Linked DNA regions of Homo sapiens: region 2 is linked to region 1. Evidence: read pairs that join two places in POLR2A ChIA-PET (ENCODE). Cell type or tissue: IMR-90. All regions are shown on one strand. Each heading gives the region's core, and the rest is flanking DNA. Links, peaks and the distances in the headings are about the cores only. Region 1 overlaps KDM4B (lysine demethylase 4B). Region 2 overlaps UHRF1 (ubiquitin like with PHD and ring finger domains 1).

Region 1 (17,367 bases), core at 4,440-12,439:
CCCAAAGTGCTGGGATTCCAGGTGTGAGCCACCGCTCCCGGCCTATTCCCTGCTTCCTTTATTGAGCCATGCCACCTTCCTCAGTTGGATTTTGGTATCAATAAGGATATGAAGGTTTTGGTGACATATTTCTAAATAAGAGGCTGTTTCCCTAGGATGCAGAGGTTGGTGACAAATGTCAGCTTTTCAGTTCTTTCACTCAAGAAGGATCTGCAACTTGAATTCAGCAGGTTTGGTCTTCAGTGGGGCCTGGAAGTGGAAGGGATGTGGTGGTGTCCACTTGGTTTCTGATCACCTTGGCTCTTTCACGGCCTGACTCTCCTCTTCCAGTGAAAACCTGCTATGCCTTGAGCTTCAGAGGACAGAGGTCCAGGTGGTTGTTTGGTTTGGTCTTTTTAACTTTTTATTTTGAAATAATTTTAGACTCACTGAACTGTTGCAAAGATAGCACAGAGCGTTCCTGTGTACCTTTCACTCAGCCCCTAATGTGAGCATCTTATGTAACCACAGAATGCTCAGAAATTAGCCAATTCCATACTACCATGCAATTTACTCAACTATAGATTCTTTTTTTTTTTGAGTCAGAGCCTTGCTCTGTCTCCCAGGCTGGAGTGCAGGGGCGCCATCTTGGCTCACTGCAGCCACTGCCTCCCAGGTTCAAGCGATTCTCCTGCCTCAGCCTCCTGAGTAGCTGGGATTACAGGTGCCTTCCACTACGCCTGGCTAACTTTTGTATTTTTAGTAGACACAGGGTTTCACCATGTTGGCCAGGCTGGTCTCAAGCTCCTGACCTCAGGTGCTCTGCCTGCCTTGGCCTCCCAAAGTGCTGGGATTACAGGTGTGAGCCACTGCACCTGGCCTCAACTATAGATTCTATTAGAATATCACTAGTTGTCCCACCAATGTCCCTTTCCTGGTCTAGGACCTCGTCCAGGACCCCACTCACCATTTAGTCTCATAGGCTCCTCCAGGTGTGCCAAGGCCTCCATCTTGCCTTGACTTTCACGACCTTGGCACTTCCAAAGAGCACCAGGCAGATGTTTTGTAGAAGGAACTTCCCTTGGCTTTCAGACGTTTTCTCATGGTTAGCCTGGGCTCTGGACTTTTTAGAAGCATACCATAGGGCTCATGCTGCTCCTTCCCTGTGCAGTGTATCAGGAGGTGCGTGTGGCTGATGTGGCTGATGCGGCTCAGCGTGGTGGTGTTGACCGTGGCCGCCTGGCTGAGGCGTCGGTCAAGTTTCTCCACTGCAAAGTTACTCCTTTTCCCTTTGGGACTTTGAGCCTGTGAACATGTCCTGTTCCTTCAACTTTTGCTCACCAATTTTTACATTTCCGCGTGGCTCTTTCCTGCAGGAAATATTCCCGTGGTGTTGGACTGGTGATTTTATGTTATGCTTATTCCTTTGACACTTATGAAGGAGAATTCTTCTGTGGAGGAAAGCTGTCCCTCTTCCCCATTTATCAGTTGCATTTTATTTATTTATATATTTTTGAGACAGAGTCTCACTCTTTTGCCCAGGCTGGAATGCAGTGGCGCGATCTTCGCTCACTGCAACCTCCGCCTCCCAGGTTCAAGCAATTCTCCTGCCTCAGCCTCCCGAGTAGCTGGGATTACAGGTGCCCACCATCACACCTGGCTAATTTTTGTATTTTTAGTAGAGATGGGGTTTCACCATGTTGCACAGGCTGGTCTCGAACTCCTGACCGCAAGTGACCCACCTGCCTCGGCCTCCCAAAGTGCTGGGATTACAGGCGTGAGCCACTGCACCTGGCGCTCAATTGCATTTCACATGTTCTCTCAGGAAAGCCATCTGTGTGTTTGTTTTATCCTGTGGGTTGTAACATGATGCTGTCATTCATCCTGGTGCTGAGGTAGGTGGTCCTCGTTTTGGCCATCAGGAGCCCCTCGCATGTCCTTTCTGCCCGCTCCCATCCTGTCAAGCCTTCCCTTCCTCTCAGGTCCTGCAGGGCGATCTGGGCTCAGCTTGTATATTCTGCCCCAGCCCTGGAATTGACCACGTGTCCTGCAGGGCTCCCTGGTTCCTCACAGTGGAGAATGATGTTTACAAACTGTGGCCTGGGTGCTGGCCGTGCTCGATGCTGTTGGGGCATCATTGCTTCTAGGTTTTCTCTGCTGACAGGGCTTGGAAGTAGGAACGCTAACCCATGTGTATATGCACACCTGTATCCATCTCACTGTCTCTTTTCCAGAGCTCCTGAGTTCATACTCATAGGGTGCCAGAGCGTTCATGTCGTGGGCCCATCTGAGGCTTTGGGTGTCCACCCCCAACCTGTAAGGGGTACGCAGAGCCCCTGGAAAAAGGAGGACCTTCCTGTGGGGCTGAAGACTTGGGTGGGAGGCAGGAGATGGCATGTCCCTTTTGAAGGCCACCTGGGGCTTGTGGCCGTGGGAGAGGCAGGCAGGGCTGGGCCCTGGGCCATCCCGGCTCAGGCAACCTCGCCAGGCGTGCAGGTGAGAGGATCCCTTCTTTCTGGTTCAGAGACTCCTGTTTTTGGACCCGTGCTCAGACCCGGGAAAGAGGTGGGCAGTGTGGTCTGGTGCAGGCCCAACTTTCGGAACCCACCCGAGGGTCAGCCCTGGGGGCTCCGGTGACTGGCAGCCCCATGGCCAAGAGTACCTCCTTTTGGGGGGTTCTTGGGGGCCAAGTTCTGTGGTCCTCAGGCCTCTGTGCTGTGGTGCCACTGTCTCCTCCCTGATTCCCGCCAGTGGTCTCTTCTTCCGCCCCACCCGCGGGTCTTGGCGGAGGGGCTCACAGAGCCAGCACTGTATCTGAGGCTGCCCTCAGGGTCAGCACGTGCGGGGCAGTGGCTGTTACGTAATCGGTAGCTCGTGCTGTTTGGGGGCGTTGTCGTCCGATGCCTTGGGCTGTCACTGCAGGCTTCTGTCATGCTGCGGTGGGCTCCCCTTGCCAGTTCTATTCCTAGTGCCCAGATCTGCCTAGAAGCCGCAGCAGGGTTGACAGGCTGGGCCCGTGGCAGGGTGCAGTCAAACCTAAGCCACCTGGGTCTTCCCCTCCTGGCAGTTAATAGAACTTAGCTTTTGGAGCAGTTTTAGATTTACAGAGAATTTGGGCAAGTGGTAGTGAGAGTTCCCGTCTCTGCCTGCCACCCCCCACCCGTTTTCCTTGTGGGAACATCCTGCCTGTTGTGGCGCATTTGTCTCTTGATTAACACGTTGTTAATGACACTTCCCGCTTCATTCGGATTGCCTCTGCTTTCCCCTAATGGACTGTTTTCTGTCCCAGGGCCCCCCACACCGGGATTCCTCGTGGCCCGTAGCCGTCCCAGGATCCTTCGTGGCCCGTGGCAGTCCTGGGATCCCTCGTGGCCCATGGCCCTCTCCTCAGGCTCCTCTGGGCTGGGACCACTCCCGACACGTTCCCTGTGTTTTGTGCCTGGACAGTGTTGAGGGGGCTGGCCAGGCAGATGGTAGGGCGCCCCTCGATTGGGGTGTGTCTGGCATTTTGCTCAGGCTGGCACGCGGTGGAGGCTGTTGGGAGGACTTCAGAGGTAAGGGCTCTTCTCATCACATCCCGGTGAGCGTCAGGACGTGGGCCATCAGCAGGATGGGGTTGGAGCCGTGTGGCTGTTGCTGCTGCCCTGACGGCGTAGCTGCAGGGGTTCATCATCCTCTCCCCGGGATGCTGCCCCCGACTTTCCATTTGTGCACTGATGGAAGGAAGTCACCGCATAGCCCATGCGTAAGGAATAGGGAGCTGCCTGGGCCCCAACCCCTCGTCTTCCCTCCTGGAGGGGCAGTGGAGGCAGGCTAGCCCGGCCTCTCATCTATTGCGGATGGGGACCAGGGTGGACAGAGGCCTAGGCTCGGGCTGTGCCTTGAGAACTGGGGCCCGGCCTCAGCCCCAGAGCCTCCAGCCTCCCAGCTTGGAGTGGGCGCTTTTGGGGCCCCAGAGAGGGAGGGCAGAAGGACCCGTGGTCTTGGTAGCACCGGGCTGAGGTCTGTCCAGCTGAGAGCCTCAGGGTCTGGTGGCTTCCATGCCTTCTTGACCAAGTGCTGAGAGTGGGGGTGGCCCGTCGTGCAGCGGGGGAGAGAGCTGTACAAAGAGACAGTTACTTGTGGCAGGGGAGACCCAGGATCCCGTGGGGACCTGGTGGCAGCCAGGAGCAGCAGGTCACAGGGGAGAGGCCTGGGTGGCCCCTGGGAGTGGACAGGCCCTTGTCTCCGCTGAAGTCAGGGAGGTACCCTTTGCTGCTATGACAAATGGCCGCAGACACAGTGGCTGAAAACAGCACCCGTTCATTCTCTCCCATGCCTGGAGGAGAGAAGTCTGACATGGGCCTCCCTGGGCTAAAATCATGATGTGGGCAGGGCTGTTCCTTCTGGAGGCTCCCGGAGACAGTCCATTCCTTTCCTCTCCCAGCGTCTAGAGGTGTCCGCATCCCTCGGCTTGGGGCCCTTCCTCCCCCTTCACAGCCACAGCGCAGCGTTTTCCAGGCCTTGACTCTCACCCTCTGGCCTCCTCCCATGAGGAGGCTGTGAGGACATTCCGCCTCCCGGATCATCCCCTATCTCAAGATGCCTAACTCAGTCCCATCCGCAAAGCCCCTGTTGCCATGGAAGGTGAAATAGTCCCAGGGTCTGGGGGTTAGGATGGGGACATCTTTGGGAACCATTGTTCTGCTGCCCACAGCTGCGTGGAGGGATTCCGGTCCTCGGGTTCAGTTGGTGACAGTGTCGGGTAGGCCTGGGCAGGTGGGAGAGGTCGTGAAGCCCTTTGCAGGGCACTTGGCCGCTCATCTGGCACAGGGGAAGAGGCGCAGCCCGTGGCCCGGCAGTCCAGGACCTGCTGTTCCCTTCCTACCCGGGGCGGGGCCTGTGGGAAGATATGGAAGTCGGGTGAATGAGCCGTGCCCAGTGATTTTAAAAAGCAGATTAAAATAACATAGAAAATGTCAGAGCTCATTGCGTGCTCTAGGGCATTTGTGAAACTTGCATTATTTATTTTTTTGAGACAGGGTCTCGCTCTGTCGCCCAGGCTGCAGCCTTGAACTCCTGGGCTCATGCGATCCTCCTGAGGAGCTGGGACCACAGGCACATGCTACCACACCCGGCTAAGTGTTTTGTTTTGTTTTGTTTTTGAGACGGAGTCTGGCTCTGTTGCCCAGGCTGGGGTGCAGTGGCACGATCTCGGCTCGCTGCAAGCTCCACCTCCTGGGTTCACGCCATTCTCCTGCCTCAGCCTCCCGAGTAGCTGGGACTGCAGGCGCCCGCCACCACGCCTGGCTAATTTTTTGTATTTTTAGTAGAGACGGGGTTTCACTGTGTTAGCCAGGATGGTCCGATCTCCTGACCTTGTGATCCACCCGCCTCGGCCTCCCAAAGTGCTGGGATTACAGGCGTGAGCCACCGCGCCTGGCCTAAGTTTTAAATTTTTTGTAGAGACAGAGTCTCACTATGTTGGCCAGGCTGTTGAGACTCCTGGCCTCAAGTGATCCTCCCTCATCATCCTCCCAAAGTGCTGGCATTACAGGTGTGAGCCACTGTACTACTTGGTGTTATTTAAAAGTCCTGGTGAATTGTAAAAAGTGTACAACTTCGGGAGGCCGAGGTGGGTGGATTACAAGGTTAGGAGTTCGAGACCAGCTTGGCCAGCATGGTGAAACCCCGTCTCTACTAAAAATACAAAAAATTAGCCGGGCATGGTGGCGGGCGCCTGTAGTCCCAGCTATTCGGGAGGCTGAGGCAGGAGAATTGCTTGAACCCGGCAGGCGGAGGTTGCAGTGAGCCGAGATCGTGCCACTGCACTCCAGCCTGGGTGACAGAGCGAGAGTCCGTCTCAAAAAAAAAAAAAAAAGTACAACAAAACCAGGGCCCCAGGGGGCGAGCTCCTCTGCCCTGGAGGTTGGGCCTGCCGAGGGGACCTTAGAGTGCTTCTGAAGTGAGAGTTGGCATTAGCTGAGCAGAAGGAAGCAGAGGGCAGCCTGAGCTGAGAGCCAGCACCGGTGGAGCTCTGAGACGAGGGCTCGCAGGCCTGGGCACCCACCGAGCCCCAGGTGTGCCAAGTCCAGTGGGAGCTGCAGGTCAGGTTGTGAAAGTCCTTTTTTTTCCCTAGACGTAGTCTTGCTCTGTCACCCAGGTTGGAGTGCGTGCAATGGCATGATCTCGGCTCACTGTAACCTCTACCTCCCAGGTTCAAGTGATTCTCAAGCCTCAGCCTCCTGAGTAGCTGGGATTACAGGTGCACATCACCACGCCCGGCTAATTTTTGTGTTTGTAGTAGAGACGGGGTTTCACCATGTTGACCAGGCTGGTCTTGAACCCCTGACCTCAGCTGATCTGCCTGCCTCGGCCTCCCAAAGTGCTGGGATTCCAGATGTCAGCCACCTCGCCCCGCCATGAAAGTCTTGATATTGGCCGGCGTGGTGGCTTATGCCTGTAATCCCAGTACTTTGGGAACCCAAGGCAGGAGGATCACTTGAGGCCAGGAGCTCGAGACCAGCCTGGACGCTATAGTGAGACCCTGTCTCTTAAAAAAAATAAAAATAAAAAAGTCTTGGTGTCACATCCAAAGTTTGGAGTTCTGTTCCGCATCCATCCTACAAGTATCTGAGCGTCTTTGTGTCCAGGACTAAGTTCAACGCCTGGGCTGTGCCTTGGCCCCTGTGCGGTCGCAGCCCCTGCCCCCCTCTCTCCCCGTGCTCTGCCTCTTGGTGTTGGGAGGTGGGGGAAAAACTGGGTGCATTTTCTGCACTTTTCCCCTTGGAGGAAGCAAAACTTCTTGAAAATCTCTCAGTAGGTGTCTGCGTCTTAAGGCCTCCAGAAGCTTCTTTGGTTTCATTTGACTGTTCACGGATACTCCCGCTGCCTTGGCCCGTAGATTTTAGGAGCTAAGCTTAAAATGGGCCCTCATTGGAAAACTTGACTGGGTAAAGTGCTTATAGTTACGGATTTTTGTCTTGTTAAAAATTGACAAGAATGTGGAAAATCTGAATAAAGGCAAGCGTCCTCGGGCTGCGTACAGCTGGTGGGAGTCGAATTTAGAATTAAAACTTGAGCGTGCCATCAGTTTAGTTAATCATGCTTTTATTTGCATGTTTTAGGAACCATCACTGTTGCTGGAGGCACCTGACAAATCCTAGCGAATTTTTGGAGCATCTCCACCCAGGAACCTCGCCATCCAGAAGTAAGTAACACGGGCCTGGCCCCCAGGTGGCCCCACAGGACCAGGGACCGGAAGGCTGTGGCCTCTTCCCTGGGTGGCCCGCCAGGGAGAAGGTGGTGGCCTGACCGGCTCTGAATTCCCGGGACGTCCAGGCGCAAGCTGTGCTTAGACGGGAGCCTGCGGGCCATGGTAGGGAGGTTCTTCTGCAAGTTTCTTCATGAAGCCTGTCTGCTTTGGGCTTGCATCTCGCCCTTCGGCATCGAACCACCCGACTCTCACTTCTAGAAACTGGAAAAGCTGTGGCTCCTCCTGCATTTCGGGTGACACTGGGGTTTCCCAGGACCCACTACCCTGTCTGCATCGGCCCTGGGGACACCTGAGCTCAAGGGGCGTTCCCCCACACACTGTCAGAAGTGGGGAGCAGTTAGAGCAGGGCTCTCTAAAAATGGGAGACTCATTTTTAAATGCCTTTGAGGTAGTTCCATGGCCCAGCCGCCCCGGGTTTAGTTCCTTTTCTTGTGCCTTTCTTATAAGCCGGTGGCACAAAGAGGTGCCTCTGGTGGCAGCCCAGGGGGACCACTCAGGAGAAGAGAGAGAATGACCTCATCCCTTCTGGCCACACCCACAGGGCCCGGGTGACCCAGTGGAGGGTGTCAAGTGTGGGATGAGCAGTGCAGTGTCCTCCCGTCAAGGCAGAGGTGGCAGTGGCAGCGGCGGCCGGCAGAGCACCGGGGAAAGGCTGCCTTGTGCGGCGTCGCCCTTGGATTGTGTGCCGCTTCCCTGTGCAGAGGGAGGAAGGGGCCCATCCAGGGCCCCCTGTAGCTAATGAGGGCGAGTGTGGACTTGAGCTGGGGCCCTTGAGTCATTTGTGGGTGCCTTTTCTGTTCTACTACGATTAGGACCTTGAGGAGGGTGGTGGAGCCCAGCCTCTTTTGGGAAGTCATAAAGTGTAAGGGAAGAGGCTCTGGTCACGTGGTTGGCAAACTATGGCCCCTGGACCCAATCTGACCCCCTGTTTTTATAAATAAAGTTTTATTGGCACATGGCTGTGTCCATTTGCCTGAGCATTGTCCCTGGTTGCCTTCTCCTCACAGTGGGAGAAGTGACTAGCTGGAACAGAGGGCGTGGCCTGCGCATCTGGAGATATTTCCTGTTTGGGCCTGTGCAGAAAACCATGCGCCTCCTCTTGTCCAGGTTAACTTACTGCTGGCTGGAGCAGGATGGACGAGTCTCTTGGTGACTTGGTTTGGAAATTGGCAGGTCTGTCTGTGCCTCCTGAAATCTTGCTTTTACCCTTCAAGTTTGTGCTTCCTTACAAGATGGTCAATTTTCTAAAACTCAGCTGTTTTCTTTGTACCCAAATTAACACAGCATGAACCAAGTAAGCAACTTGCTCTGTCAGTTAGCTTTATTATTTATTTATTTATTTTTATTTTTTTTGAGACAGAGTCTCCCTCTGTCACCCAGGCTGGAGTGCAGTGGCGTGATCTCAGCTCACTGCAAGCTCCGCCTCCCGGGTTCACGCCATTCTCCTGCCTCAGCCTCCCTAGTAGCTGGGACTACACGAGCCTGCCACCACGCCCGGCTAATTTTTTGTATTTTCAGTAGAGATGGGGTTTCACCGTGTTAGCCAGGATGGTCTCCATTTCCTGACTCGTGATCCGCCCACCTTGGCCTCCCAAAGTGCTGGGATTACAGGCGTGAGCCACTGTGCCCAGCCAGTTAGCTTTATTTTTTTGAGGCAGGGTCTCACTCTGTCACCCAGGCTGGAGTGCAGTGGTGTGATCATAGCTCACTGCAGCCTCCACCTCCTGGGCTCAAGGGATCCTCCCGCCTCAGCCTCCTGAGTAGCCGGGACTACAGGCATGCACACCACACCTGGCTAATTTTTTTATTTTTTGTAGAGGCTATGTTGCCCAGGCTGGTCTCAAATTCCTGGCCTCAAATGATCCTCCCACCTCAACCTCCCAATGTGCTGGGGTCACAGGCGTGAGTCACCTCATCCTGCCGAAGTTCACCACATAGCCCTTGATAAACCCACTTTATATCTGAAGGTGCTGAGTGCAGCAACCAGGAGGTGCTAGAAAGTCCTCGGGGAGAGCACAGGAGACAGGAGTAAGGGAGCAGGGCTCCTGCTTCCGAAGGCCTGGAGCTGAAGGAGAGGAGGAGCTCAGGGCAAACCATGTGGGCTTGCTGTGGTTTGGCAGGTCCCCAGATAGGCTGCCTTCACTTTGTAAAAGTTAACTTTTACTGAGAGGAAATTCACATACATCATATTCACTCTTTAAAGGATACAGTTTGGAGGTCGTTGGTGCACTCACAGGGCTGGGCAGCATCACCACTCATTCCGGAGCATCTCATTGTCCCAGAGGAAGCTCTGTCCCCCTCAGCAGTTGCTCTTCATCCTGTCCCCCACACCCCAAAACCAGGCATCTCCTTCCTGCCTCTGTGGACTGGCCTGTCCTGGACATCTCATAGAAATGGGATCGCGCACTGTGTGGCCTTTTGTGCCTGGAGTCTCTCACTGAGTGGCCCATCCTCAGAGTTCATCCACTCCGTGGCCTGCGTCAGAGCCTTGCTCCATTTCATGGCTGAGTCGCGTTCTGCTGTGTGTGGTGCCGGGCGACCTGCTCCCCTGCTGATGGGCGCTCATGTGGCCTCCTCTCTGGCTATTGGGAGTCGTGCTGCTGTGGACATTGGTGTGCAGGTGTTGGTGTGGACGTTGGTGTGCAGGTGTTGGTGTGGACGTTGGTGTGCAGGTGCTGGTGTGGACGTTGGTGTGCAGGTGTTGGTGTGGGTGTTGGTGTGGATGTTGGTGTGCAGGTGTTGGTGTGGGTGTTGGTGTGCAGGTGCTGGTGTGGGTGTTGGTGTGGGTGTTGGTGTGCAGGTGCTGGTGTGGATGTTGGTGTGGGTGTTGGTGTGCACGTATTGGTGTGCAGGTGTTGGTGTGGATGTTGGTGTGGACATTGGTGTGCAGGTGTTGGTGTGGGTGTTGGTGTGGACGTTGGCGTGCAGGTGTTGGTGTGGGTGTTGGTGTGCAGGTGTTGGTGTGGACATTGGTGTGCAGGTGCTGGTGTGGATGTTGGTGTGCAGGTGCTGGTGTGGACGTTGGTGTGCGGGTGTTGGTGTGCGTGTTGGTGTGCAGGTGTGGGTGTTGGTGTTGGTGTGCAGGTGTTGGTGTGGATGTTGGTGTGGGTGTTGGTGTGCACGTATTGGTGTGCAGGTGTTGGTGTGCAGGTATTGGTGTGGATGTTGGTGTGCAGGTGTTGGTGTGCGGGTGTTGGTGTGGGTGTTCGTGTGGGGGTGTTGGTGTACAGGTGTTTGTGTGGACGTTGGTGTGCAGGTGTTGGCGTGGATGTTGGTGTGCAGGTGTTGGTGTGGGTGTTGGTGTGCAGGTGGTGTGCAGGTGTGGGTGTTGGTGTGGGTGTTGGTGTGCAGGTATTGGTGTGGACAGTGGTGTGCAGGTGCTGGTGTGGACGTTGGTGTGCAGGTGCTGCTGTGGACGGTGTGCAGATGTTGGTGTGGACGTTGGTGTGCAGGTGTCGGTGTGGGTGTGCAGGTGTTGGTGTGCAGGTGTTAGTGTGCAGGTGTTGGTGTGGATGTTGGTGTGGGTGTTGGTGTGCAGGTGTTAGTGTGCAGGTGTTAGTGTGCAGGTGTTGGTGTGGATGTTGGTGTGCAGGTGCTGCTGTGGACGGTGTGCAGGTGTTGGTGTGGACGTTGGTGTGCAGGTGTCGGTGTGGGTGTTGGTGTGCAGGTGTTGGTGTGGATGTTGGTGTGCAGGTGTTAGTGTGCAGGTGTTAGTGTGCAGGTGTTGGTGTGGATGTTGGTGTGCAGGTGTTGGTGTGGATGTTGGTGTGGGTGTTGGTGTGCAGGTGTTGGTGTGGATATTGGTGTGCAGGTGTTAGTGTGCAGGTGTTGTTGATGTTGGTGTGGGTGTTGGTGTACAGGTGTTGGTATGCAGATGGTGTAGATGTTGGTGTGCAGGTGTTGGTGTGGGTGTTGGTGTGCAGGTGTTGGTGTGTAGGTGTTGGTGTGCAGGTGCTGCTGTGGACATGCGTTTTTGTTTCCCTTGGGCCGACACATGGGTGTGGAATCGCGGGTCCAAGGGTACATTCTGTTTAGCCTTCTCAGGAATCGCCTGCCCGTCTCCACGGCGGCTGCACCCTTCAACATTCCCACCAGCCGTGCATGAGGGCTGCCTCTGGTCTTGGAAAAGACTCTCGGAATAGTTGCTCACTTTCTCCATTTCGACCCTGGAGCCGTCGCTTGGTGCCCAGAGGAAGCCAGGCCGCGGGCGCTGGGGGAAGGGGGTCCCACTGCAGCTGCAAGTCGGCCTCTCCTCCTGCCTGCTTCCCGTGCCTCGGCTGTTGGCTTATTTGAGTATTGAATCGTAATGGTTTCTTCCTCCTAAATAGAATGCTAGGTTTCCTTGTTCAGGCCTCGTAACTTTTCCTGACCTGTAAAAAAGCACACCTTGAACACTTCGCTTTCTGTCTGTGCACACGGATAGGTGTCAGCTGGGGGCTGATAGAAAACATCCCTGACTGGCCGGGTGTGGTGGCTCACGCCTGTCATACCAGCACTTTGGGAGGCTGAGGCAGGCGGATCACCTGAGGTCAGGAGTTCAAGACCAGCCTGGTTAACATGGTGAAACTCCGTCTCAACTAAAAATACAAAAATTAGCCGGACGTGGTGGCGTGTGCCTACAATCCCAGCTACTCGGGGGCTGAGGCAGGAGAATTGCTTGAACCTGGGGGCAGAGGTTGCAGTGAGCTGAGATCGCACCACTGCACTCCACCTGGGCGACAGAGTGAAACTGTCTCAAAAAAAAAAAAAAAAGAAAGAAAACACCCCTGGCTGCAGGCTTCGGGCGGCCCTGTGTCCTCCAGCTCTTGGGGTGGGGCCACTCTGACATCATGTGCTGTTTTGGGGAGTGTCATGACCAGGAGGGCATCTTTTGTTTTTTCTTTTAATTAAAACAAATACTAGGCTGGGCATGGCAGCTCATGCCTGTAACCCCAGCACTTTGGGAGGCCAAGGCGGGTGGCCTTGATTGCTTGAGGCCAGAAGTTCAAGACCAGCCTGGGCAGCATGGTGAGACCTGGTCTCTACAAAACAAATACAGAAAGTACTGGGTGTGGTGGCATGTACCTGTGGGGCGGGAGGATGGCTTGAGCCCGGGAGTTCCAGGCTGCAGTGAGCTGTGATTGTGCCACCGCACTCCAGCCTGGGCGATACAGCAAGACCCTGTTTCAAAAAATAAAATAAAAAACAAACACTGAAGGAAAAGAGTAGATAGAGTGCAGGCCTGGCACAGGTTTTTTTTTTTTTTTTTTTTGAGACAGTCTCGCTCTGTTGCCAGACTGGAGTGCAGTGGCGTGATCTTGGCTCACTGGAACCTCTGCCCCAGGTTCAAGCAATTTTCCTGCCTCAGCCTCCCGAGTAGCTGGGATTACAGGAGCGTGCCACCATGCCCGGCTAATTTTTGTATTTTTTTAGTAGAGACAGGGTTTCACGGTGTTGGCCAGGATGGTCTTGATCTGTTGACCTCGTGATCTGCCTGCCTCGTCCTCCCAAAGTGTTGGGATTACAGGCGTGAGCCACCATATCCAGCCAGATTTTTAATTTAAGAGACTTGGCACGCATTTTTTGTTTGCCTCTGTCTGCTTTCCGTAGGCCCCCAAGCAGGGGCAATGTGTGATCGTCCGTTTGTTTTCTCCTCTGCAGTTTGGGGGTCCTTGGGTAGAAGGACTGAGCATTGAGCTTGGATCAAACTGTTGGTTTTATGGACAGAGTCAAGTGGCCCGGAGGTGGTGACTTGGGCCATGTTCCTTGTGAGGGTTTTGTCTGTGGCTCATTCATTCAGCACAGGCGGGCCCTGTGGCCAGGTGCTGATAGTCCTATGTTCCCTCTGAGAGTGTGGCCCTGGTCCCTCATCTCCTGGGGATCAGTGGTAGGGCCAGGCCTGGCCCCAGGTGCTCTGGGTCTTGTGCCTGTCCTTCCTCACACCACCTCTCTTGGGTACGTAGGGCACAGGGCACAGGACCTCCGCCCGAGGGCCACCGTGCTGAGGTGTGGCTCACATCTCGTGGCTTCATCTTGAGGCTGGTCCGTCTGCTTGTCTCACCACACTTAGGCCTGAGTGTCTGAAGAAGTAATGAGCTGCAAACCTCATGACCTGGAAATCCCACCTGTCAGAGCCCAGGCCTCAGGAGGAGGCAACTGAGGACATTGGGAGTGCCAGCAACTGGAGCCCACTTCCACCTGCCTCACTTAGGCCACTGGCCACCCCCACGGATGGTCCCGGGAGTTAGCTCTGTGACCATGCGCGGCTGTTCCTGCTCCACCTCTTGGAGTGCCGCCTCTGTCTGTTGGTGTTGCAGGGGAGCTGGGTTGGGAGAGCTCACTCCCTTGTCTGATTTTCTGGAAACTGTGCTCCTGTCTGAGTGAGCGCAGGCAGAGGTGCTCAGTTTACCCGAGGTGTGCCGGGCAGGAGTGCTCTCCAGGTGGGGGGGCTTGGAGGGATGTGGGGGTTGGTACTTTTTTTTTTTGAAGTTTTAATTTGTAGTTTTTATGGGTACAAGGTATGCTTATTTCTTTGCATGGTACATTTCCCACATGGCAGTCGTGGTGGACTGAATGATGGTCCCCATGGATGTCCACATCTTAATCCCTGGAACCCATGAATATATTACCTTAAATGACAAAAGGGACTTTTCGCGGGTGGGACTGAGTGAAGGACCCTGAGCTGGGAGATGACCCTGGATGATCTGGGGAGCCCGATGTCCTCACCGGGTCCTCATGAGAGGAGGCAGGAGGGTGAGAGTCAGAGAGAGGCTGGAAGAGGCTGTGCTGTGGCTGCGGAGGTGGAGGAAGGGCCTTGAGCTGAGGGAACCTGGCACGCGCTGGTGCTCTCTGGAGTAGGACGAAGCAGAGAACGTTCTCGTGCCAAGGTTTTCTCTTTCCTGCCTGAGGGCCCTTTATGTAGATCAGACCAGAGACAAGTGAATCCCGGTCTTGCCAGGGGAGGCATTTGGAGCTGCTCGTGGGACGTGGTGATGCGGTGCCAGGCCACATGCCCGGGGCTGGGGCCGAGTGGCGTTCTCGTGCTGCCTCTGTGGCCAGGTTTCACTTGGGAACCTGGCTGCATCGCGGGTTCCTCCTGGGCCTTCTGGTGGCTTGGGGCTCCTCTGTCCTCGGTCCCTGCTGGGAACCGTGCTTTGGCAGCAGGAACCAGCGAGATGGCAGCACAGGGGCTGGAGGCCGGCTGGGACTCACTGGGGCCGCATGGGGCTTCACCTGATGCCCAGCCCTCCTGGGACAGGGACCAGTGGGAGCAGGAGGTGGGACAAGAGGACGAGGGCTCGAGGGAGCCCCCACACTTCCTACCCACAGAGGAGGGCCTGATACTTTTCAAAAACCATGCACTGTCTTTTTGAATTTTTTTTTTTTTTTTTTTTTTTTTGAGACAGGGTCTCACTCTGTCCCTGGCTGGAGTACAGTGGTGCAGTCTGGGCTCACTGCAGCCTCGATCTCCTGTGCTCAAGGAATCCTCCTGCCTCAGCCTCTAAGTAGCTGGGTGTGCACCACCACGCCTGGCTGATTTTTAAATTTTTTGTAGAGATGGGGTCTCGCTATGTTCAGGCTCATCCTGAACATCTAGCCCCAAGTGATCACCCACCTTGGCCTCCCACAGTGCTGGGGTCACAGGCGTGAGCCCCTGCCCCTGGCCTTCTTATTTTTAAACCGATTCTTTGTCATCAGTTTCTGCGTGTGGCCGCTGAGAGCCATCACCTGGCTGTTTCTTGGGTGTCCCTTGCGCCCACACCCCTGCATCCTGCCCCACCTTCAAGTTCTTCCATCCCAGAGTGGACTCTGGGGTCAAGGAGAGTCCTCAGATCTTGGGGACATGGGCAGTTGTGGGGCCTGGGGTCATGTGGACAGGATGCCGGCCCAGCCCCAGCAGTGCCAGTGCAGGTGGGGTGAAGGCCTGATGGGGTCAGCCAGACTGTCCCCACCTGAAGCCCCCTGCCAAGCCCCTGCATCTGAAGACTGAAGAGTGAGGGTGGCAGCCCGGGAGGGTATCCTTGGGCCCAGTGTGTCAGCGATCAGGAGAGCAGCCCAGGCTGGAGCGTGCGGCCCTGCTCAGCCGGGCCGGAAGCGTCCCTCACTTGTTCCTCCCCCAGGTTGCAGAGGAGCTGTCCAGGACAGCCGGGGTGGGGCCGCCCATAAGATGCAGCTGCTGGTCCCATGTCATGGTCACAGCAGGAGGGCTGAGGAGCCAGGCCTGGCCCGTGGTGTGCAGGGTCCCTGGAACAAACAGCTGCCCTAAAAAAAAAAAAGGCTTTAAGGCCAGGTGCAGTGGCTCATGCCTGTAATTCCAGCACTTTGGGAGGCCGAGGTGGGTGGATCATGAGGTCAGGAGTTGGAGACCAGCCTGACCAACATGGTGAAACCTCGTCCTACTAAAAATACAAAAATTAGCTGGACATGGTGGGGAGTGCCTGTAATCCCAGCTACTCAGAAGGCTCAAGCAGGAGAATTGCTTGAACCCGGGAAACGGAGGTTTCAGTGAGCTGAGATCGCGCCACTGCACTTCAGCCTGACTGACAAGAGCGAGACTCCGTCTCAAAAAACAAAAACAAAAAGGCTTTATTGAGATACAATTTGCGAACCATACAAGTCACCCATTTGAAGCATGTCATTCAGTGGTGTGTAGTTTACTCAGAAGGCTGCTCTTGGGCCTCAAAATGAGTAGAGGGGAGAAAGGGACCCTTTTTTTGTTGTTAGAGATTTTGAGAGCTGGGTTGGGTTAAGCGGCTTTCATGGTAAGCTGGAGGCCCAAGCCTGTCTTGAGCCCCGAATAAAGAAGAAACCTAGGGGTGGGGCGTGGTGGCTCACGCCTATAATCCCAGCACTTTGGGAGGCCGAGATGAGGGGATCGCTAAGCCCAGGAGTTTGCCCTGGTCTCCCAGCTTCCTCTGCGGTGCCCCAGCCAGGAGCAGCTGTAGACTCTGTGGACCGTATGTGAAATGAACCCACAGGGTTCCCGTGCTAAAACCATGGAGAGTCTTCAGGTGGGGCCAGCCGGGCCTTAAACTGTGTATCTAACTGAGTGGGGCCTGGGGTACCCATGGGGGTTGCATGCCCTGGAAGCCAGCCCTGCCTGCCATCCACTTCCCACAGCCAGAGAGAGCTTTCTAGAAATTTCGGTTGGATCGTGTCTCCTTGCTCTGAACCACCTGTCGGCTTCCCGTCCAACCCCACAGGAGGGCAGGCTCCTTCCAGCCCAGCCCCCAGGGCCCACCCTGGTCTAGCCTCGATCCTGCCGCCTCCTCTGCGCTCCCTGCCATCCGGCCTCTGGGGCCTTAGCTCTTCCCTGGCTTCGCTGGGTCCTTCCCTTTGCCTAGACTTTCCTCCTGCCCTGGACCGCCCAGAACTTGCACCCCTGCGTGTTTGACAATCACTTCCAGACGCAGCCCCGCTGCCACCCAGACCTCTCTGGTCCCAAACCAACTTCATTTGTCTTTTTCCTTTTTTTTAAATTTATTTATTTATTTTATTTTACTTATTAATTTTTTTTGAGACAGAGTTTCACTCGTTGCCCAGGCTGGAGTGCAATGGCACTATCTCGGCTCAATGCAACCTCTGCCTCCTGGGTTCAGGCAGTTGTCCTGCCTCAGTCTCCCAAGTAGCTGGGATTACAGGCGCATGCCACCACACCCAGCTAATGTTTGTATTTTTAGTAGAGATGGGAGTTTCACCATGTTGGCCATGTCTTGAGCCCCGAATAAAGAAGAAACCCAGGGACAGGGCGTGGTGGCTCACACCTATAATCCCAGCACTTTGGGAGGCCGAGGTGAGGATCGCTAAGCCCAGGAGTTTGCCCTGGTCTCCCAGCTTCCTCTGCGGTCCCCCAGCCAGGAGCAGCTGTAGAATCTGCAGACCCTATGTGTGCGGCCTCCCAAAGTGCTGGGATTACAGGCGTGAGCCACCACGCCCAGCCTTAAAATGTTTTTGAGATGATCTGGCTCTGTTGCCTGGGCTGGAGTGTAGTGATGTGATCACAGCTCACTGCGGCCTCAAACTCCTGAGCTCAATCGAGTGTCCCACTTCAGCCTCCCAGAGCACTGGGACCACAGGTGTGTGCTGCAGTGTCTGGCCTTCATTTGTCTTCGAAACTCTTGCTCGCCCCTCTGTGACGTTGTTAATTAGTAGTC
Region 2 (8,000 bases), core at 1-8,000, 98 kb before region 1:
ATGGTGGCCCAGGAATGGCCTTGCAAGAGTCACTTGTCACAGTGATGCCTCAGGTGTCCCCACTGGACGGCCCCCTTGCAGAGACCTGCCCTTCTGTCTGCGGGAGGGAGGGTCCCCACCACCAGCTCCCACCCACTGCGGCATCCCTCCCCCAGGATGGCTCCCTGGTAGAGGGCGCGGCCTCTGTTAGGGTGACTCACCACTGCTGTTGTGGCCCCGAAGCAGCTGTAGACAATCTGTAAACCGGTGGGCGTGGCTTTGTTCCAATAAAACTTGATTTATAAAAACAGGTATGGCGGGGCCCAGTGGCTCATGATTGTAATCCCGGTGCTTTGGGAGGCCAAGGCAGGCGGATCACCTGAGGTCAGGAGTTCTAGAACAGCGTGCCAACATGGTGAAACCCCGTCTCTACTAAAAATACAAAAATTAGCCAGACGTGGTGGCGCATGTCTGTAGTTCCACTTAGGAGGCTGAGGCAGGAGAATCGCTTGAACCTGGGAGGTGGGAGGTTGCAGTGAGCTGAGATCCCACCACTGCACTCCAGCCTGGGCGACAGAGCAAGACTCCGTCTCAAAAAAAAAGCAAAACAAAAAACAAAACCAAAACAAAAGAGGTGCAGGCCAGAATTGTCCCCGTGGACATAGTTGGTCAATTAGATTGCATACTTTAATCCAGCCTCAGTTGGTGTGTCTGGGTTTTCTGGCTAGGAAGAATGCTGCTGTGGAATGTGCTGGAACAGATCCTTACGTGCGCTGTGTTGGAGTCTTTCCAGGTCAGGGGTTCTCAAACGGATTTCAGGACCCTTTACATCATCCAGAATGATCCAATAGCCCCAGGAGCCTGTGTCTGTGTGGATTATGTCTGCCGGCTGTTAGTGTGTTAGAAGTTGAGGCCAGGCATGGTAGCTCACACCTGTAATCCCAGCACTTTGGGAGGCTGAGGCGAGGATCGCTTGAGGTTGGGAGTTTGAGACCAGCCTGGGCCATGTAGCAAGACCCCGTCTCTACAAAAAATGAAAATTAGCCGGGCATGGTGGCGCATGCCTGTAGTCCTAGCTACTCGGGAGGCCAAGGTGGGAAGATCACTTGAGCCTGAAAGGTTGAGGCTGCAGTGAACCAAGATTGTACCACTGCATTCCAGCCTGGGAGACAGAGCGAGACTTTGTCTCAAAAAAAAAAAAAACCAAATAAATTGAAAGCTGAGAAATTCAGAGCACAAGAAGACAAGCGCGCCCCCTCTTTTAGCTGTCAACATGGCGGAGCCGTCCCTGGTGACGCAGCCTCCAAAGGCCTCCCTGTGCCCTCCTGAGACCGCAAGAGGGAAAGTGGCAGCGACAGTGATCGTGGTGTCTTTGTGGCGGTTGTGTTGACCTCACTGACCCCCGAAGTGCCGCTCTAGGGTCTGTCCTCAGCGGTGACCCGGCCGGGTCGAAGGGCAGAGTTCCGCTGTCACTAGCCCTCCACCCGTCCTGTGTGCTGGGATGCCCTCGCGGCGCCGTCCACGCCACCGCCGCCCCCTCTTGTGGGTTCTGTCTCCTCCGTGTCTAGGATCCTCCTGCATCCGTTTTTCCTTCCTCCCTTCTCTCCCTCCGTCTGTCTTGCCCGCACCTGAGGTTGTCGCAGAGGCGCTGAGACGGGCCAGCAGGAGCTGTGGCTGCCCCTCAGGAAGGCAGAGCAGTTTCTCACTTCCTTCCCCCCAGGTCCCGTCAGGCCCCTGCAGGCACTCTCTCTTCCGGCTGGAGGTCCCTCCTGATCGAGGCTTACACGGTCTTTGCTGAGCTCCTAAACTTCTGGTTTCTATCCCTAAAGTTGGAGAACCACTGCTCCCCAAACCCGGTGGCATTATCTGCCCTGCTGTGCCGCTAGGCAGTGTTCGGCACCCTGAAAGAGAGCCCCTGAATGTGGCACGAGGGGTAGGAAGTGGGCAGCTCGGTGGGGGGGGGGGGTGCAGTGAGCTTTTAGTCTTAAGTTTTCGTTTTTTTTTTTTTTTTTTTCTTTTTTATAGAGATGGGATCTCGCTTTTTTCACCAGGCTGGTCTTGAACCCCTGGCCTCAAGTGATCCTCCCATCTTGACTTCCCAAAGTACTGGGTTTACAGGCATGAGCCACCACACTCGGCCCTTTGTCTAAGTTTTCAAAAGGAATCAGCAAACTTAGTTATCAAGTTGTATTTGTATTTATCTGGACACTTTTTTTTCTTTTCTTTTTTTTGCCTTTAAGGGAGACAGGGTCCACAAGGCCGGGCGTGGTGGCTTACGCCTGTAATCCCAGCACTTTGGGAGGCTGAGGCAGGCGGATCACGAGGTCAAGAGATCGAGACCATGCTGGCCAACATGGTGAAACCCCATCTTTACTAAAGATACAAAAATTAGCTGGGGATGGTGGTGCACGTCTGTAGTCCCAGCTACTTGGGAGGCTGACGCAGGAGAATTGCTGGAACCCAGGAGGTGGAGGTTGCAGTGAGCCGAGATCACGCCACTGCACTCCAGCTTGGCAACAGAGCGAGACTCCGTCTCAAAAAAAAAAAAAAAAAAAAAAAAAGAGACAAGGTCTTGCTGTCGTCCAGGCTGGAGTGCAGCGGCGTGATCATGGCTTACTGCAACCTCTGTTTTCCAGGCTCAAGCAATCCTCCTACTTCAGCCTCCTGAGTAGCTGGGACTACAGGTGCCTGCCACCACACCCAATATTTAAATTTTTATTAATTGAAAAAACTTTTTTGCAGAGACAGGGTCTTGCCTGGTATCAAACTCCTGGGCTCAAGTGATCCTCCTGCCTCGGCCTTCTGAGTAGTTGGGACTACAAGCATGAGCTATTGGGCCTGGCCTAGCTTTTATACAATGCCCATGTTACAAAATTCCAAATGTCCAAAAAGCAAGGAGAATATCTTCCACTCTGCCTTGACCTTCAGTTTCCCCCCTGTAGTAACCTGTCTGCTTCCAGAAGTGCTTGAACATGTGTGCGTTTGCTATGGGTTTTTTTTTGTTTGTTTTGTTTTGTTTTTGAGATGGAGTCTCACTCTGTTGCCCAAGCTGGAGTGCAGTGGCGTGATCTTGGCTCACTGCAACCTCCACCTCCCAGGTTCAAGTGATTCTCCTGCCTCAGCCTCCCAAGTAGCTGGGGTTACAGGTGCACACCACCACGTCCGGCTAATTTTTTTGTATTTTTAGTAGAGACGGGGTTTCACCACGTTGGCCAGGTTGGTCTCAAACTCCTGACCTCAGGTGATCCACCCACCTTGGCCTCCCAAAATGCTGGGATTACAAGTATGAGTCACTGTGCCTGGCCTGTTTTTTTTTTTTTGAGACAGAGTCTTGCTCTGTCGCCAGGCTGGAGTGCGTTGGCTTGATGTCAGCTCACCGCAACCTCCACCTCCCGGGTTCAAGCAATTCTGCGTCAGCCTCCCGAGTAGCTGGGACTACAGGCATGCACCACCATGCCCGGCTAATTTTGTATTTTTAGTAGAGACGAGGTTTCTCCATATTGGTCAGGCTGGTCTCTAACTCCTGACCTCCAGTTATCTGCCGGCCTCAGCCTCCCAAAGTGCTGGGATTACAGGCGTGAGCTACTGTGCCCAGCTGGTTTTTTTTTTTTTTTTTTTTTTTTAGACAGGCTCTTGCTCTGTTGCCCAGGCTGGAGTACAGTGGCACGATCTTAGCTCACTGCAGCCTCGAATTCCTGAGCTCAAGTGATCCTCCTGCCTCAGCCTCGCAAGTAGCAGGGACTATAGGCTGTATACTACTATACCTGGCTGATTTTAAACATTTTTATAGAGATGGGTTCCTGCCATGTTACCCAGGCTGGTCTTGAACTCCTAGCCTCAAATGATCCTTCTGCCTCAGCTTCCCAAGGTGCTGGGATTATAGACCTGAGCCACTGCTCCTGACCTCATTTTTTTTTTTTTTTTTTTTGAGACAGTGTATCAGTGTCTCCCAGGCTGGAGTGCAGCGGCGCGATCTCGACTCACTGCAACCCCTGCCTCTTGGGCTCAAGCAATCCTCCCACCACAGCCTTCCAGGTAGTTGGGACTAGAGGTAAATTTTATAGTGATGGGTTTTGCCATGTTGCCCAGGTGATCTTCAACTCCTGGACTCAAGTGATCCTCCCGTCTTGGCCTCCCAAATCATACCTGAGATTACAGGCATGAGCCACTGCACACAGCCCCATTTTAACTTTTTTTTTTTTCTGAGGCAGAGTCTCGCTCTGTCACCCAGGCTAGAGTGCAGTGGCGTGGTCTTGGCTCACTGCAAGCTCCACCTCCTGGGTTCATGCCATTCTCCTGCCTCAGCCTCCCGAGTAGCTGGGACTACAGGTGCCCGCCACCTCGCCCAGCTAATTTTTTGTATTTTTAGTAGAGATGGAGTTTCACTGTGTTAGCCAGGATGGTTTCGATCTCCTGACCTCATGATCCACCCGCCTCCGCCTCCCAAAGTGCTGGGATTACAGGTGTGAGCCACCGCGCCTAGCCCATTTTATCTTTTCTGATAATGATTTTCCTTTTGCCAAAAACGGCAAGTGGGTTTTAGATTAAGTCACTCCTTTTACCAGGCACAGTAGGAGACCTTGAGTTAGGGCTGAGGTGGTGTCATTTAATAGGGACATTCAACTTCACTAGGTTCAATGATAGGAGACTTTACAAATTTCCATAATGGTAAATCTTCTTTCATTTAAATTATTATTATTGTTAATATTTTTTTTTTTGAGACAGAGTTTTGCTCTTGTTGCCCAAGCTGGAGTGCAGTGGCGTGATCTCAACTCACTGCACCCTCCGCCTCCCGGGTTCAAGCGATTCTCCTGCCTCAGCCTCCCGAGTAGCTGGGATTACAGGCACCCACCACCACGCCTGGCTAATTTTGTATTTTTAGTAGAGACGGAGTTTCTCCATGTTGGTCAGGCTGGTCTCGAACTCCTGACCTCAGCTGATCCGTCCGCCTTGGCCTCCCAAGGTGCTGGGATTACGGGCATGAGCCATCGCACCCGGCCAATCATTTAAATTATTAATGAAGAATAAAAAGAGGCTGGGCGCAGCGGCTCATGCTTGTAATTTCAGCACTTCGGGAGGCTGAGGCAGGCAGATCACCTGAGGTCGGGAGTTAGAGATCAGCCTGGCCAACATGGTGAAACCTCGTCTCTACCAAAGATACAAAGATTAGCTGGGTATGCTGGCATGTGCCTGTACTCTCAGCCATTCGGGAGGCTGAGGCAGGAGAATCGCTTGAACCCGGGAGACGGAGGTTGCAGTGAGCTGAGATTGCGCCACTGCAGTTCAGCCTGGGTGACAGTGAGACTCCGTCTCAAAAAAAAGAAAAAAAAAAGTAAGTCCCACGTAGCCATCACCCTCTGCAGTAGTCATCTGCTGTGTCTGATCTTGTTCATTTTGCTCATTTCTACCCTACCCACTTACCTCTACCTGACTGGATTGTTTAAGAGATGGGATCTTGCTGTGTTGATCAGGGTGGAGCACAGTGGCTATTCACAGATGTGATCATTTTGCATGAGAACCCCAAACTCCTGGGCTCCCCTGACCCTCCAGCCTCAGTCTGCCAAGCAGCTGGGACTACAGATGTGAGCCACTGTACTGGCTCCTACTGGATCATTTTGAAGTGAGTTACAGATGCCATAACTATAACACAGACATCATAGGTACAGGAATTTCAGTGCATCTTCCCCAGTGGCTCATGGATCACACAGATAGAAAATCGGTCAGGAGGGCCACGCGCGGTGGCTCACACCTGTAATCCCAGCACTTTGGGAGGCCAAGGCGGGTGGATCACGAGGTCAAGAGATCGAAACCATCCTGGCCAACATGGTGAAACCCTGTCTCTACTAAAAATACAAACATTAGCTGGGCGTGGTGGCATGCACCTGCAGTCCCAGCTACTCGGGAGGCTGAGGCAGGAGAATCGCTTGAACCCAGGAGGCGGAGGTCACAGTGAGTCAAGATCGTGCCACTGCACTCCAGCCTGGTGACAGAGGGAGACTCCGTCTCAAAAAAGAAAAAAAAAGAAAGAAAATCGGCCAGGATGCCGGGCACGGTGGCTCAGCCCTATAATTCCAGCACTTCGGGAGGCCAAGGCGGGTGGATCAACTGAGGTGGGGATTTCGAGACCAGCCTGACCAACATGGAGAAACCCCATCTCTACTAAAAATACAAAATTAGCCAGGTATGGTGGCGCATGTCTGTCATCGCAGCTACTCGGGAGGCTGAGGCAGGAGAATTGCTTGAACCTGGGAGGCGGAGGTTGCAGTGAGCCGAGATTACACCACTGCACTCCAGCCTGGGCAACAAGAGTGAAACTCCGTTTCAAAAAACAAACGAAAAAGGAAAGTTGGTCAGGATGCTGGGCACAGTGGCTGGGTCCTGTAATCCCAGCACTTTGGGAGGCTGAGTCAGAAGGATCAGTTGAGCCCAGGAATTTGAGACCAGCATGGGCAACATGGAGAAACCCTGTCTGTACAAAAAATACAAAAAACTTTCTGGACGTGATGGCCCATGCCTGTAGTCCCAGTTACTTGGAGGGGCCGAGGCGGGAGGGTTGCTTGAGCCCAGGAGGTCGAGGTTGCAGTGAGCCATGGTCGTGCCACTGCCCTCCAGCCTGGGCAACAGGGAGGGAGACCCTGTTTTAAGAAGAAAAAGAAAATTGATAAAGATGTAGATGATTTGAACAACACAAGTAACAGGGTTACCGTAATGACATGGATGGAATCTGAACCCAGCAAGAGAGAAAACACATTCTTCTCAGGCCACGAGGAGTGCTTAGGGAAACTGACCACATACAAGGCAAGTCTTAAAAACTCGATTTTTATTTTTATTTGTATTTACTTATTTTGTTTATTTATTTGAGACAGTCTCGCTCTGTCGCCTAGGCTGGAGTGCAATGGTGAGATTTCGGCTCACTGCCTCCCAGGTTCAAGCTATTCTCCTGCCTTAGCCTCCTGAGTAGCTGGAATTACAGGCGTGCGCCACCACACCCAGCTAATTTTTGTATTTTTAGTAGAGATGGAGTCTCACCATGTTGGCCAGGCTGGTCTCGAACTCCTGATCTCAAGTGATCTGCCTGCCTCGGCCTCCCAAAGTGCTGGGATTACAGGTGTGAGCCACCGGACCTGGGCTTTTGTTTTTTATGTTTTCATTTATTTATTTGTTTTTGAGATGGAGTCTTGCTCTGTTGCCCGGACTGGAGTGCAGTGGTGTGATCTCGGCTCACTGCAAACTCTGCCTCCTGGGTTCAAGCAATTCTTGTGCCACAGCCTCCCCAGTAGCTGGGACTACAGGCGCCCACCACCACGCCCGGGTAATTTTTTGTGTTTTCAGTAGAGATGGGGTTTTGCCATGTTGGCCAGGCTGGTCTCGAACTCCTGACCTCAGGTGATCCATCCGCCCTCGGCCTCCCCAAGTGCTGGGATTACAGGCGTGCACCACCGTGCCTGACCCTTTACAAATTTAGAACAATTACTGCCTTACTGACCATGTTTTCTCTCACCTGTGGGGTCAGAACTTAACAATAACTAAGCTTCCTCCTTCGCGCTTCGGGTTGTGCAAGCTTCCTCCTGCCTGCTTTGGGGCCTTTCTGCAATGTTCCAGAAGCGGCATCAGGAGGCTGCCCAGCCAGCTCGTGAGTTGTGTTCTGGAGTCAGAGTTTTGTGCCAGCCTGGGCCAGGCCCCATCCCCACTTCCCGCCCCATTTGCCCCTGTCTACATCATTGTACTGGGAGACACTTCCTGTCCCTCCTACGTAGCCCACGCTAAGCAGGGTGCTTCTATCCACCTCACCTTTCCGATGTGGGAAGGGCCGAAGTCATGGAGGGGCGACCCGTCAGGCCCAGCAAGGGTGGCACAGATGTTGTCCCTAGTAACAGATGAGAGGGGATGGGCTGGGACTGCAGGCCTGGCTCCCCAAGCTGCTCCTGCGGGTCAGGGGCTGCCCATTAGCCTGGCCAGGGCCCCTCATTGGATCCCTCCTGGCCGCCCAGACCACAGCCCTTGCCCCCCTGCCTACCCGC

Evidence for each region. ChIA-PET counts read pairs that join two places held together with the same protein. Peaks named below come from ENCODE experiments on the same cell type or tissue, not always from the same donor. Only the 100,000 strongest peaks of a DNase experiment are listed, where the experiment ranks them.
Region 2: POLR2A ChIA-PET joins it to region 1 with 5 read pairs; 7 of 35 experiments call an interaction of 5 or more read pairs at or near these places.

Annotation. Positions count from the first base shown.
Region 1 is chr19:5,009,172-5,026,538 of GRCh38, forward strand. It overlaps KDM4B (lysine demethylase 4B), which reads left to right. Exons shown (of 23, transcript NM_015015.3): 2 at 7,086-7,168. Among named protein-coding and RNA genes, the nearest start is that of KDM4B, 49 kb to the left of the region's middle. RefSeq lists an enhancer at 17,347-17,367. In IMR-90, for the core only: no CTCF peak of the experiment used is centred there; a DNase peak (open chromatin) is centred at 9,340.
Region 2 is chr19:4,915,138-4,923,137 of GRCh38, forward strand. All of the region lies in intron 2 of UHRF1 (ubiquitin like with PHD and ring finger domains 1), which reads left to right. It also overlaps a transcript of ARRDC5 not described here. Among named protein-coding and RNA genes, the nearest start is that of UHRF1, 9.6 kb to the left of the region's middle. RefSeq lists enhancers at 122-171, 1,423-1,482. In IMR-90, for the core only: no CTCF peak of the experiment used is centred there; DNase peaks (open chromatin) are centred at 224 and 764; H3K27ac peaks cover 1,739 bases.